Regions from separate parts of the Mus musculus genome. Here region 1 is linked to region 2. The links are chromatin loops, found by intact Hi-C in ENCODE. Cell type or tissue: left cerebral cortex. All regions are shown on one strand.

The links. Peaks named below come from ENCODE experiments on the same cell type or tissue, not always from the same donor. Only the 100,000 strongest peaks of a DNase experiment are listed, where the experiment ranks them.
Region 1: a loop joins it to region 2, with 4 times the contacts of the local background. A loop is called at or near these places in 22 of 42 quality-filtered maps.

Annotation. Positions count from the first base shown.
Region 1 is chr19:32,498,446-32,506,445 of GRCm38, forward strand. Minpp1 (multiple inositol polyphosphate histidine phosphatase 1) reads left to right here. Exons shown (of 5, transcript NM_010799.2): 4 at 1-72. Among named protein-coding and RNA genes, the nearest start is that of Minpp1, 17 kb to the left of the region's middle. In left cerebral cortex, a CTCF peak has its summit at 3,197; a DNase peak (open chromatin) is centred at 3,212.
Region 2 is chr19:32,671,353-32,679,352 of GRCm38, forward strand. It overlaps Atad1 (ATPase family, AAA domain containing 1), which reads right to left. Exons shown (of 10, transcript NM_026487.3): 9 at 5,365-5,498; 10 at 1,211-3,012. The coding sequence ends at 2,892. Among named protein-coding and RNA genes, the nearest start is that of Atad1, 37 kb to the right of the region's middle. In left cerebral cortex, no CTCF peak of the experiment used is centred here; a DNase peak (open chromatin) is centred at 3,574.

The sequences.
Region 1 (8,000 bases), 170 kb before region 2:
CAGCCGGTCCAGCTGCAACCTATTTCAGGACATTTTTCTACACCTGGACAAAGCAGTGGAGCAGAAGCAAAGGTAAAAGCGTCTTTAAAAACGTGGAGTACAAGCCGGGCGTGGTGGCGCACGCCTTCAGTCCCAGCACTCGGGAGGCAGAGGCAGGCGGATTTCTGAGTTCGAGGGGGCCAGCCTGGTCTACAGAGTGAGTTCCAGGACAGCCAGGGCTACACAGAGAAACCCTGTCTCGAAAAAACAAAAACAAACAAACAAAAAAACCCCGTGGAGTACATCTGGAACTTACTATTTGTAAGCTTCTGGAAAATACCATACAATGCATAATTTTTTTTAAACTATATTTTTATAAAACCTTGATATGGTAATTGATATTAACCAATCAATATATTAGTTTTGTTGCAGTCACACTTGGTATTGTCTCCTGATGATGGTGTTTTCTCTCACATTCCCTTTGTAACAATCACTGCGGCTGCGTGTGCACTGTAGTGTGGGGGCCCTTGCCTTACGTGTGCACTGGCCTTTATCCGCTTCCTGCCGCAGTGGCACATGGCTTCTTTCTAGTTTCTGTTGTAAAATGGCTTCTGCTATGAATATGCAAAAGACTTTTATTTTAAAAGGGAATCTGTCCTTTGAGAAGAATCTTCTGCTAGCATTCCTACTTTTGAACTCACTTTTACAGTATGGCGGGAGGGTACAGTCACTGGTAGAGTGCGTGCCAGGTGTGAGGTCTCCAGCACCAAAAGCAAACAGAAGTTAAAGCTTCGGCTAGAAATGTGTGGTGGGACCTCAACCCTGTTTCATTTGACAGACGTTGACCAAAACGGGGCAACAAAAGCTGGGGATGGTCTGTTTCAGTGTGGTTTGTACTGAGTTTTGTTCATACAGCACTAATTTGTAAAATGTTCTTGGGTTTAACAGGGGTTAGAGGAGGAAAAAAAAAACCTAATAAAACAAAATCCCCAATTAGATTAATTTGGTTTCTGCTACCAGAAACAGTTTTTAACTTATATATGTTTATTTATTTATTGTGTGGACGCCAAGGGACAGCTTGCAGGACTTGATTTTTCTCTTCTACCATATGGGTTCCAGCTATGAAACTTGGGGCTTAGCAGCCAGTTCTGTTATCAGCTAAGCCGGTCTCCTGGTCCAGCCAGAAGCTTCTGGGGGGTGGAGATTTCAAATAAAGATAATACTTAGGATAGGAGTTAACTTTTTCCTGTTTGATTTTCTGAGTGACTTCCAGCTCTTACACTTTATGAGATAACAGACCTTTCCCATTTGATCATTGTTCATTTGCTCAGTGCTGAGTCTAAGGGATGATACATTTATAATTGTGTCAGGAGGCTCTTAAACAACTTTATCAGTAATGTTTTAAAATAAATGAGAATTTCTGTATACTGAAAAATCAGGATAGTATGAGGAAATTCCAAATAACCCCAGCCCCAGAATTGAAAGACCTAGCTATTGGTTGAATAGAAAGACCTAGCTATTGGTTGAATAGAATTCCCCCCCCCCCCGCCCCCCTTTTTTTCTTTCTTTTTTATTATGTAGCTCTGGCTATACTGGAACTACGTAGAGCAGGCTGGCCTTGAATTCACAGTTCCTGCCTCCCAAGTGGCTGGGGTTAAAGGCATACACCGTCACACTTGGCTATGGATGAGTGGAAATCTTATCAAATCTCACAAGTTTTCTTGTAGGAATTGAGAAGTTAGTTCTAAACTTACACAGAAATATAAAGAATCTATAGAAATGAAAATAATTTTGAAAAAGAACAGAAAATCCAGATTTGTCATACTTCTGTGAGAACTTACAGGAAGCCTTGTGTGATGGTGTGCACCAGGAATCCTAGCACTTTGGAGGCTAGGACAGAATTATGAGTTTGAGGGACACCCTGCCTCAAAAACAAGCAGATAGCCGTAGACATAATAGAGTCCTAGTCAGATAGATAGAGGGCTACAGTAACATTGTGAAATAAACCCATATATAGTAGGCCCCCATATCCATGGGTTTCCCTCTTTGGTATTTATTTAACTACAAATCTAAATTCACATGGGTCCTGAATATATAGAGTCTTTTACTTGTCAATATTCTCTGAATAATGCGGAACCTTTCTATCGCTATTAGAAATAATCTGGGATCATGGGAAATGCATGGCAGTATAAATGTAAGTCCTCTGTAAGGACAACATCATTTTATATGTGAGTTTCCACAGGCAGTCGCAGAACCAATTCCCCAGGAATACTGAAGAACAACTATGTATGTTAAATTGGTTTTCAACAAAAGATGCCAAGGCAATATGGTGAAGAGGATGCCGTTGGTAACAGATGATGCTGGGACACTTGGGTATCCATGCTAAAAACAAGATACTTAGACCTCTCATACTACTAATAAGAAGGAAGTACAGATCTTACTGTAAGAGAAAAGAATAGAAATAGCCTAATTATAAGAGATTAAACTCAGTCATAACCTTGGATTAAGTGAGGCTTTCTTAAATGTAATGCCCAAAACATGATCCGTTAATAAAAATTCATTAAATAGATTTTTTTAATTTTAAACTATTTTTCTCAAAGGGTACTATTTGGGAAATAGAAAATATTTGCAAAACTTATATACATATAGTAATTTGAATCCAGAATGTACAGAGAATTACATCTTACTTAGTAAGAAAATGCGCACACACACACACACACACACACACACACCCCTTGAAGGTATAAAAGAGGGCTTACAGGTATAGTGGTAGAATATGCACTTTAAAAGTATATAAGTCCACTCATTGGTTGAATAGGTGTTCAATGTCTCCTTCCTCTCCCTCCCCCCAAAAAGTACAAAAGATTTGCATAGATATCATTAAAGAAGATACATGGATGGCATATGAGAAAACGTTCACCATAATCTTCTATCATCTGTCACCGTGGCTATCAGTGTCTCAGTGAAATGCCACTTAGCACCCTTAAGCTGGGGAAAATGAAAGGATCACCCTCACTCATGGCTGACTGGAATGTAAAATTGGAGACCCTCCTTGGAGGACAATGGCCGTTCCTAACATTAAACATCTGCCTGACGAAGCAGATCCATCCAGTGTGGCCACTCGGCAGTGATGGAGATCTTCAGATGGATTCTTATGCCTTGGGTAGTTCAGATTTTGTAATGGTTTTTAGGTTGTGTAATTCTTCCTTTTAACATTAGATGGCAGTATTGAAACCATTGTGCCATGATGCCCTTGTACAGGGGTGCAATAAATGTGTACTGCTTTGTCAATTCGCACATTAAAGCAGGGCAACTTGGTCTCTTAAAGTTCTGAGGAATTTACTCAGATTTTAGGTTGTTTTTTAAAGTCGGGGCTGTGGGGCGTAACTCAGGGGCTGTGATCTTTTTAGTGCTGAGTATTTAAGGATGATAGACTAAATCATGGGAGAGTTTATATAAACAAGTTGGCTGTTCCCTAAGTTCAGATTCATGTGTCTACCTGCTTTTTGGATGGACAAGTTTTCATTTTATCCTGTGTGGGTTTATGACATTTTCAATATACTGCTCTGTCTTGAGTAACTAACGCAGTGCTTTGTATATAGTCGGTGCTATACGTGTGTATGACGAGTATGTGGTATAGACCTGGGTAATGACGAGTATGTGGTATAGACCTGGGTAATGATGGAGTGTGTGGTATAGACCTGGGTAATGACGAGTATGTGGTATAGACCTGGGTAATGATGGAGTGTGTGGTATAGACCTGGGTAATGATGGAGTATGTGGTATAGACCTGGGTAATGACGAGTATGTGGTATAGACCTGGGTAATGACGAGTATGTAGTATAGACCTGGGTAATGACGAGTATGTAGTATAGACCTGGGTAATGATGGAGTATGTGGTATAGACCTGGGTAATGACGAGTATGTGGTATAGACCTGGGTAATGACGAGTATGTAGTATAGACCTGGGTAATGACGGAGTATGTGGTATAGACCTGGGTAATGACGGAGTATGTGGTATAGACCTGGGTAATGATGGAGTATGTGGTATAGACCTGGGTAATGATGGAGTATGTGGTATAGACCTGGGTAATGATGGAGTATGTGGTATAGACCTGGGTAATGATGGAGTATGTGGTATAGACCTGGGTAATGATGGAGTGTGTGGTATAGACCTGGGTAATGATGGAGTGTGTGGTATAGACCTGGGTAATGACGGAGTATGTGGTATAGACCTGGGTAATGATGGAGTATGTGGTATAGACCTGGGTAATGATGGAGTATGTGGTATAGACCTGGGTAATGATGGAGTATGTGGTATAGACCTGGGTAATGACGGAGTATGTGGTATAGACCTGGGTAATGACGGAGTATGTGGTATAGACCTGGGTAATGATGGAGTGTGTGGTATAGACCTGGGTAATGATGGAGTATGTGGTATAGACCTGGGTAATGATGGAGTATGTGGTATAGACCTGGGTAATGACGAGTATGTGGTATAGACCTGGGTAATGATGGAGTATGTGGTATAGACCTGGGTAATAACGAGTATGTGGTATAGACCTGGGTAATGATGGAGTGTGTGGTATAGACCTGGGTTATCTCCAGCGCTGCTGCTTCTCCTGTACTGTTTACCTTCGTGCCTCCCACACAGCTCAGTGCAGGGCCACTGGCATTCTGAACTCCGTCCTCCTCACTTTCTGTATCTAGTCATTGCCTTGTGGGTTCTGTGTGTGTGTGTGTGGTGTGTGTGGTGTGTGTGTACATGCATGTGTCTCACAGCATGTGTGCAGAATTCAGAGGATAGCTTGAGGGAGTCAGTTCTCTCCTACTATGGAGAATCAAGGGGTCAAACTTAGGTTGTGAGACTCAGAGGCATTTGAACCATCTCTTCAGTTATATTAAATTTCCAGTTTACATTTTCTTTATCCTTATTGCTACCATCTCAATTTAGGGTAATACCTATTTTCTAAAAAATTTAATTAGTTTGCATGTATATGTGTGTAATAGCTATATGAGTGTGTGTGTGTGTGTGTGTGTCCATGCTCAGATGTATGCATGTGTGTCTGTGTGTGTGCAGGTCAGACACCAGTGTTGACCCTCTTCCTCTGCTATTCTCCATCCTGCTTTCTGAGACAGGATTTGTCTGTAACTAGGTCACAGGTTGAATTACATGGGTTGGCCAGTGAGCTCCAGGGACCCTCTTTTATCCCTGACCCAACTCTGGAGTTACAGACACCTGCCACCATGCACAGCTTCTTATGTGGGTGCTGGTGATCTAAGCACACCCACTGACTGATGCGTCTCCTCAGCTCCCACCTAGGTCTTAGAAACTGCCTGCCTTCAAGGCTTCCCCTGAGTTTGGTCTTATTAACGCCACATCAGTATGGTCGTCTTCCGAAGGGACAGTTCTGATCATGTGACTGGATTGCTGGTGTTTGCTTAGTCTCCTTACTGTATTAATCATTTCTTAATTTTATTATATTTGCATAATAATTTCCTTGTTGGCACGTGTTTTTAAACTAACTTTGTGCATGTTAATAATTCCAATGACATCATAGTGACCCTTGATGTACTTTACTTACTTTGCTCTGGTTCTGTAGTTGTTATTTTAGAAGTTCCATAACTGTGGGGGGGCTGGAGAGATGGCTCAGCGGTTAAGAGCATTGACTGCTCCTCCAGAGGTCCTGAGTTCAAATCCCAGCAACCACATGGTGGCTCACAACCATCTGTAATGGGATCTGATGGGATTCAATGCTCTCTTCTGGTGTGTCTGAAGTCAGCCACAGTATATTACTCATATAAATAAAATAAAATAAAATAAATAAACAAGGAAGGCAGGCAGGCATAACCTTTAAATGCCTTGCTCAATAGAATTGGCTGGCTTATTAAGAAGCATATTCTCTGTCATATAATGATTCTAGCAAAATCTGAATAAATGTCTGAGAACCTCTAGGAATGCTGCTACCAGTTAAGGCAGTACTCTCACCCTTCCTAACGCTGTGACCCTTTATTTTTTTTATAGTGTATCAAAGATTTTTTTATTGTTTCATTTATTTACATGCCAAATGTTGTCCCCCTTCTCAGTCCCCACCTTTAAGAGTTCTTCACCTCATCGCTTTCTCACCCTTGCCTCTGAGGGGGGACCCCACCCCCCTAGCCACCCCCCTCATGCACCCACCCACTGAACCCTTTAATACTGTTCCCCGTGTTGTGGTGACTCCCAACCCTAAAATTATTTTCTTGATCCTTTATAGCTGTAATTTTGCTACTGCTGTAAATTGTAGTGTGAATATCTGCGTTTTCTGATGTTCTTAGGTGGCCCCTGTGAAAGGCTCGCTGGCCCCTCGGGTTGGGAACCACTGAGTCACTGGACTCAGCTCATTTCAGCTCAGCAAGTCCTTGTGGCACGGCAGTGACCTGGGCATAGTGGGAGATGTTGGCAATGCTGTCAAAAGTGACCAAGAAGAAAGTTCTGATCGTTCACACCCTAGTAAAGATAATACTTACAGTGATTGAGACCAAAGTCTACGGATGATTAGAATCCTGTGATTAATTAGACAAGTGAATAATTCAAGGTCAGGGTAACTAGAAAAGGCTAACTGGCCTTCGGTGAAGTGAGTAGTATGGTAGATCTCTCTTGATTTTAGAACCATATTCAGTGTTTCTCAACAAACTTAAAACATAGGGGGAGGTTGAGTACCAAAGGCATTGTGTGCAGATATACCTGAGTTTGTACACACTTGCCTCTTACCAGTGTCTCACAACAAGTGCATACCCAGTCAGTGACTCCTTGGTTTGATGGTTTGACTTGGATAATATAGTGGAATAAATCGTGGGCACCTTTCCTAGACCAGAGAAAAACAAGCGCACGTAATGTGTGTTCTAGATGTTAATTTAAAATGCTCCCTTTTTTTTTTTTTTAAATTTGTGTTGCTGTAAGGTTCAGGTACCCCTCTTCTCAGAACACTGGCAAGTGAAGCGTACCCACAGAACCACAGGTCTCATGAGTACAGAGCAGTCCTCATGCTATTTTTGAGCACTAAGGGTGTTCGTTTGCGTGCAATAGAGATTATGCAAAGATGCATACCTTCAAATTGTCTGCAAGAACCCAGGTTCCAGATGGGAGGGCACTCCAGTAAGAGCATCTGTATGTAAAACCCAAAATACTCAGGGGGTGAGTTGGAATGATGAGGTCACATGCAAGTCTTTACGGGAAGAGATGTCTTTGTGGGTAATCAAAGACCAAAGAGGTGCTCTTACCAAGCTTCAATGTGTCCACTCCTCGTGTTGTGCTTACAGCTGCATTGAACTACAGTTAACATAAAGTCATCTATCTCAGCATAGAAGTAGTACAGCTGGCTCGATCTCACCTGTGTGCCTAAGTCATTAGCTCTCCGTCTCTTTTTAAGGTTTATTTTATTTTTACGTGTGTGTGTGTGTGTGTGTGTGTGTGTGTGTGTGTGTTCCTGCACATGGCAGAAGAGGGTGTCAGATCCCTTGAAGCTGGAGTTATATGCATTTGTGAGCTATTCAGCATGGATCTAGGGAACAGAACCCAGATCCCCTGCAAGAGCAAGGAGCTGAACTCTGTGCCGTCTCCCGGCCCTCTTCTTTGTCTTTTGCTGATCTGTCTGACCAGGAGTCCTCTCTTCCCCGTGCATCTGAGCGTTCACCAGTTTGGCTTGTTAGCCTTGGAAGTGTATTTTGCCGATGCCTTCCTCCTGGGTTCCCATGTGTGAGTCTATGTGTAACATAATGGCTGACGTTGAGAGCGGCCCCTCTGGACTCCAGAGCTCCCTGTCCCGAAGTATATCTGTTCCATGAGTTCCTGCCAGTGTTCCCTCCCTGGACCTCACTCACCTCAGGGCTGCCATGGCCTCTGCCCTCCACCCTCCACCCTCCACCACAGCCTGCAGACGCTAAACAGTCAGCCTGGACAGCTGCTGGGTTCAACCCGTTTGCCTTCTCTCTTACTCTGTTGTCTGACTGAAAACTACTGTTTCATATAATTCTAGCTT
Region 2 (8,000 bases):
TCACAGAGGCATTAGAGTCTCATGGAAATGGAATTATACACCACTGTATAACATGGCCAACATGGGTGCTAGGAACCAAACTCAGATCTTCTGCAAGAACAAATAGCACATGATCCTAACTACTACATCTTATCTCTGGCCCCTTTGGACAGAATTTTCCCCAAACATAGAGGATGGTACAGCTTTACTTGAGATACCAAGACAATGCTGGAATTTTATTCATGTAGGCTATACCCTCCCTTTTTTGCAATTTTTAACATTCTGACTTTAAGAGAGGCTTAAAAATGTAATTATATAACACCCAGTTTATTTCATCCAGAAGAAAGCCATAACCTGTCCATAAATAACCCAATTACAGTAGAGAAATAAAGCCAACCAATGAGAGGCTCCTCTCACTCTTACACAAGCAGCTGACCCTCCAGACACTGTCATCTTGAATCAAACCCGTAAATTACAGATGTTAAATAATCCTGGTTTATTATGGTCCATAGCAAAATATTTAGATCATTTCAACCCAGCTCTTAATGAGTCCCAGCTTTAACTGCAGGTATGGAGTAGGATTCAGCAGGAAAGAGGTAGTGAAAGTTGACTCAAAGTCAAAACTGACTCAAACACTGAGTTTAAAAAATCTCAATTTGAAAAGGCATGAAAACAGGAGGAGACATCAAACCAATCAGAAGTCATCCAACAGTGAGAGTCAGAGAACCATCGCATGGCTTTTTCATCTTAGTCCCTAGAGTGTAGGCCTAGAGATGACAGAAATGGCTTAGAGACTGAGACACAGTTGGGCTGACAAGATACACATGTTACATACAGTATAGAGAATGCCGTCAGTAGCGTAATAGCTAACATTTGTGCAGTGATTGCAAGGCACACTACTGAGTGCCTCCATGCTATCGCACTGTCCCAACTCCTTAAAAGTAGGTGCCACAGTTGCCTCATAGATCAGAACAGAAACGAAGCAGCAAATAAGCCTGATTCAATCTGTACAACCCAAAGCAAACGCTTTAAAACCTAACAGCCAACCACATATGTGAAATGCCTCTCTCAAGCAGAATGGAAATTACAAACACTCAAAAGCTGCCTAAGTTATATGGAAATAGTTTCTCTGACTTGATGGCTTAATATGCCTACAGGAGTCATGGTTGTTGGGATTAGTGTATTTCTCTTCATCTGGTTAGAACCATAAAAATTCAGTGCTGTAATTGGATAAATTCTATTGAATTTAATAGAAGATGAAAAAGACACAAAGAAATATACACATCAATCATTTCTGAACATGCCATTACATTAAAATTAAATTACTAAAACTCATATTTAAACAGAATAAATCAATATTAAAATGTCTGCTATAAAAATGTGAAATGTCAACTGCAATATAAAAACTGCCCAAACACAAATCTTATAAACAACAAAATCCGCAATCCAAGCAACTGAAAACAATCAAGAACTAAGTGGGGAAAAAAGAATCAAAAGGAAAGGACTTTTATTGTAAATTATAAAAACAGGATATGTTTCTTGGCGTCTTGTATTAGCATTCATTTCCCATCATCTTTACAATCTTGCCCAGCTTGCTTTTTGTTATCCTAAGTAGTCTCCCGCAATCTATAACCCCAAAACACAAATGGAGGAAGAAAGTGTCTAGAAGGTTCTTGTGAGACACATTACTAGAGAAATTAACTCAGTAAACATAGGAAAATTTAGTTTTCAAAGAAATAAAACAAATAATAAAACCCGTCGTCGTTTAATCTCTCTGGTGACTCAGAGGCACCTTAGGACTGTGCTGTGGCACTGTACTCTAGTTCTGTCACATGTCAAGGTGCCTGAATCAGAAGTCTGGCTACTGGAGGTTTGAAAAAAGAAGAGTTTTATATGTGGTTCACATAGCATCAAGTGACTACAGATACAACACAAGAATTTTGATGTGTATTATTTGAACACATTTATAAATGAGAAAAATTTTAAATTTAAGTTACAAAGTGAGTATTTTTTAGCACATTTAGTAGTGACTATTTATATAAACTATCATTTTGTTTGGGTGACCAAATGAAATTTGAACATAATTAAAGAACATATAACTTTCAAACAACATTAATACAGTTACAGACCTGTTACACTGAGAATTATGTACACGTATTAAAGAGGACTGAGGTTTCTTAAACCCATTCTTTTGAAAGGTTTTTAATCCTTCTTAATGTAATTCAGTGTAAAACTTCAAAAAGTCTACTCGGTGTCACAGCAGGATGAGGTGGAATAATCCCTGCTGATCACTGAGCAAACTGTGTTTGTCATCTGATTCTCCTGACAACCACTATACTTGAGACACGTGCATATTCAGATGTAGTTGATTCAACCAACCGCAGAGAAAAATGTTCAACTTAAAAAAACTGCCCAAACACCTAGTGACACCTAGGAATGGCTGAATCTCCCTGGACCTGTCAAATCCTGCCTTAAATCCCAGTTTTGCTACAGACTATCTGGTGCTTTTGGATTCAGTAGTTGGGGGGAAAAAAGCTTCTGAATTCAAACCTATCTACAGAATATTTAAAAAAAGTGGATATATACATTTGATATACACTCATACACACACACTCACATTCATACTCACGTGTCTAGAAACCAGCACCTAACCACACCCCATTCCTCACTAATGACAAATCATTTACTCCATTAAGACCAGCTTAGACTCTATAAGGCTATAACAGCATATGGCTAAAAAGGTCAGACAAGCACCCACACTCAGGCTGCACTCAGTTTCCTCCGCATGATTTCTGACAAGCAATAACACCGTTTATATAACAGAGCAAAGATCTGAGAATATGACCCAAGCCTGGATTTCCCTCACTGCTGTGCAGACGGGAGCACTGGACAGCACAAATGATCCTCAACTCCTAATCTAAACAAACGTGAGTTAGAACATTCTGAAAGGCTGCATCCTTTGACTTCTTCATCTTTTCAATTGCCCGATGCAGGTCCTGCTGTTGCACAGGCCGGATTTCATCTTCATCGTGACTAAAATGCAAACAAAACAATCAAATTGCCAAATCTCTTTATAGAGTATACCTACCTAAAATATTTTACCAAGATTCAAAAGATGCATGTGTTGAAAAATGATTTTGTTTTTAATTACACAAGAGAGTAACAACAGTTTCTTCCTCCTTCAAGAGCCCAAAGAGAATGGCAACGCAATGAACCCATTCTAGGTGGTGTCTCTATGAGTGTATGAAAGACGCTGTTTTAAGATTGATTGATTGATTGATTGATTGATTGATTGATTTTCGAGACAGGGTTTCTCTGTGTAGCCCTGGCTGTCCTGGAACTCACTCTGTAGACCAGGCCGGCCTCGAACTCAGAAATCCGCCTGCCTCTAACCCCCAAGTGCTGGGATTAAAGGTGTGTGCCACCAACGCCCGGCTTAAGATTTATTTTTATTTTACTTTATGTGTATGAGCGTCTGTCCACATGTCCATATGTACACTGTGTGTGTGTCTAGAGCCTGGGCATAAGAGGGCAGCAGGTTCCCTGGACCTGGAGTTACAGACAATATTGAACCACAGTGTGGGTGAGCCAGTGCACTGAGCCAGCCCCTTGAAAGACAGCTTTTAAAAGCACCAAGGAGTAGGAGGTAGCAAAGCAAAATGGCTGTATAAGTCACTTCACACCAAGAATGTAAGAGCAGCACATTTTCATTAAAGAAAGCTATTCAAACGGATGCATAATTCTAATCAGGAAATCAAGTTACTCTTGTGAATAGAGAACCAAAATCTAGCATTCCTAGACATATACAGACATTTATGTGCGTGAGTAGCCTTTTATAAGATAGAAGTAGAACTTAACACTCAATTTGAAAAAAACAAATAATTCAAATCCCCTTCACTTTACCAAAAACAAAACAAGACAACAACAGCAAACCCCTGGTATATTCTGCTACTTGACAGTTTACAGACACTTGGGGAAAAAATGTTTCGAGGAAAACAGGATGATTCAAGTCTAATGACCGGATTTTCCCACTGAAATTTTCAGAGCTTTCCAAGGTTTTTCTTTCATTATTAATGTAATTAATTAAGTACAGTTTATATGCTATTTGTTTCTTTTATTTTTTTCTGCGAGAAGAAAGACCTTTGGAAGGTAGATTTCTGATGATGTTAACATGCTGAAATAGCTGGAATTATACATGGGCAGTACACACATGGGATGCATCTCTCACATGGGGCAGGAGGAAGCAGTATGGTGCTACTGTCTGGCAGGGACCTCGTACAAAAGTGAATGAGTTTTAACAGAAGCTTACTATGGCACTCACTATAATTAAATGCATCGATATAACAGGTTGGCAAGTCAGGGTTACATGGTATGAAAACTTCAGAGCAAGAGAAGAGTTGGCAAACTCCTTTAACATGACCTCAAAGGTATACTGGTTTACTAAAAAAATTCTTTATCAGAGAGCTGACACTCTAAAAAGATACAAGGTGTGGTATGGTGCAGCTTCGGGAGAAAGGCCTTTTCAGAATCTTTCTCAAAGGAGTTAATTCAGGGCTAACTTACTTTTGCTGAAATAAGGATGACAAAGTTGATTTCCCAAACTCACCACATTTACAAAGTGGTTCCAAGTGAAAGTGACTGACATGCGAGTCATGTTACATGTTAGTAACTGCATTACTGTTAAGTAGCAGCCCTGTCCACACTGCTCCACACACTTTTGTTATGTATGAAGTTTCTGAAAGATACATACTCATTTCTACACAGAAAGGAATTTTAAGGTACAGAAACAATCTATAGATTCTAGAGAACCCCGTTTTCCTAACAAAGAGGGCAAGCCTGGGTTTTTGTGACTCACCCCATTGCTTATCAAATAAAACTCAGCATTTTGCCCCTTAATTCTAGAACATCCCCACAGCAGTTTTTCCATTTAGAGACTTCTTTAGGAAGACGGCAACAAGGGCTGGGGAGTAGCTCAAGAGGTAAAGCACTTGCTAGGCCACCATGAGGACTTGAGTATCATCTCACATTTAAAAAAAAAAGGTGGAGTGTGCCTGTTATCCCAGGAGTGTGAAGGCTGTGACAGAAGGGTCCCTAGATCTCGCTGAACAGCCAATCTAGTATAACTAGAGACCTCTGGGTCAGTAAGACCCCATCATTTCAAAAGCTAAGGTGGTAAGGCACTCAACATCAGCCTGCATGCACACAGATGAGCATATATCCATATACATACACAAACACATACAGGAAAATGCCAATAAATAATAAAGGCACAAGTTGCTAATTCAATTGTCTTTTTCTGTAAGTAATCTAGTATAAAGCAAAACAACAATAATCACCTCATCAAAAGTGTTTGACAGATACCAGAAATTGAGTCTACACAGTTACCTCTCTTCTGATGTAGAATTGACATATTCCCTGACACAGAGGAGGGCGGCATCCCGACACATTTCTTTTAGGTCACTTCCTGAAAATCCATCAGTTTCCTGGGCAACTTCTAGAAGATCTACGTGTCTATCCACCTTAAATAAACATGAAATATGTTTATAATGAATATACAAAATTAAGCAAAATACTTACAAAATATCCATCTGAGAATTAATGTTCAGAATGTTGTAACACCCAAGTAAAGAGAAATGGCTAGCTATTAGTACCATAAAACTATAATTAAAAAAAATTTTTTTTCATTATTTGTCATTACATCTGAAACATGTGCACATGTCTTTACACTTAAAATTCCTTTCTAGCACAATGGTACCTGAATACTAATTCAATTTAGCACTTGGTTTTGTCCTTCCATCTAAGCTTACAGGGCTTGGGGAAACTTAAAACACACCAATGTACAACAAGGAAAAAATAAACAAGAAAATCAATGTATTCATGTTTACTATCCACAATCTAAGGTCTCATTTCCAATGCTAAGCAGCTTATACATATAATTTTCATTTAATCCTGCAAGTAAGCAGCACAATTTTCATACTCTATTAATAGTCTGAAGGCTGGGCAAGGGTAGACAAGTCATAGAAGCAGGATATGAAGAGACAGCAGACGTCCACCCCTAGGTTCTCCCCATATACCCATTTGCCACGATAATTTTCTTCACTCCTAAGGAATGGATGCCACCTTTATTACTCAATTTCTAATTATGGAATATTTTGTTTTAAGAATAGTAATTCTATACAGGGAAAAAAGATAAAAATAAGTTGGGTTCCGTGACACATGCCTGTTATTCTATCACCCCAGCAGCACTCAGGAGGCACATCAGGAGGGATTGAAGGCTAGCCTGGGCTACCTATTAAGTACCAGGCCAGCCAACAGCTGAGGCTACACAAAGTACCTACCTTTTTCAAACAAACAAATTTTAAAAGGAGACATTATAAAATTCTTAAAGAATGATTTGAAAAATTTTGGCTTAAGATGTTCTTTGAAGGTCTAAAATTCTGTGCTGAATCTACCTGGCCCTGCGTTTTTTTAATTGGGAGATTTAAACATTTTTATATTTATTTAATTTTACATGTATAAATGTTTTGCCTGTATAGATATATGTTCAGTGTGTATGCCTGATGACCACGGAGGTCAGAAGAAGGCATCAGATCCTTGGAACTAGAGTAGAACGGATGTGAGCCATCATGTGGATGCAAGAGCAAGTAGTCTAATTCACTGAACCGTCTCCAGCTCCTTCTGGGAGATTTTTAATACCGTTTCATGTTCATTGCTTGCTATAGAGAGGTTTAAACGACTTCTCCGTCTTGGTTTAAATTTAGTAAGTCATGTAAACAGTTATCTACTTCTATACATTGCCTAGTTTAGCACAGTTTTAAACCTACTGCCGGCACGGTTTCTGAACTCCCTCAGTGCTGTGACAGTGCCTCCCTTCCCATCTCTGACTTTAATCAGTCAGGTCTTCTCTTTCTTTCTTTTTTTTTTTTAAGATTTATTTATTTAAGTAAAGTATATGTAAGTACACTGTAGCTGTCTTCAGACACTCCAGAAGAGGGAGTCAGATCTCGTTACGGATGGTTGTGAGCCACCATGTGGTTGCTGGGATTTGAACTCTGGACCTTCAGAAGAGCAGTCGGATGCTCTTACCCATTGAGCCATCTCACCAGCCCAAGGTCTTCTCTTTCTACTAACTGGACTAAAGGCTTATCAATCTTTTCAAAGAAAGAACTGTTTGTTTCACTGATTCTTTGTAATTTTTGTTTGTTTCTTTCTATTTCATTAATCTCTGTCCTGATTTTAGCTATTTCACATGGTCCACTGCTCTGGGCATTTTTTTTTCTTTCTTACTTTCCAATGTCCTAAAAGGCATCATCAGGTTATTTGAGATCTAAATTTTAATGCAGGAACATAGAATGGTAAGCTTCCTTCTTTGGACTGTTTCCTTGGATCCCATAGGTTTTGGAATGCTAATTTTATTTCCACTAATTCTAGGAATGTTTTAAGTTTTCTTCATTTCAACAACACATTCATCATTCAACTGTGCAACTATGACCTTCAAATCAGTGTCATCCTTTTAAATAGAAATGCTAAATGAAGAGAAATTGGGTGGAGCTGGTGAGATGGCTCAGTGGTTAAGAGCACTGGCTGCTCTTCCAAAGATCCTGAGTTCAATTCCCAGCAACCACATAGTAGGCCCTGACTATCTGTAAATAGATATGATGCCCTCTTCTTGCATGTAGGTGTACATACAGCCAGAGTGCTTATACATATAATAATAATAATAGTAATAATAATAAACAAGTACTTTTTTAAAAACAGGAATTTAGTTATTTGTATTTGATAAAAAGGCAACAAAGGAAAGAACGACTATCCGCACAACAATCTTGAATTTAGGTACAGAAAGCAGGAGGGAAGTCCTAAGTACAGACTCTGTGAGACACAGGACACGAGTACAGTAAGGCTGGGAAGAAGGCAGAGGCTGGACATTACATACACATCTCATGCAATGTTGCAGTACTACCAAGCCTATGTGAATTCAAAATCAATACAGAAAGAGAAAAAAGGAAATATGAAATATAAAA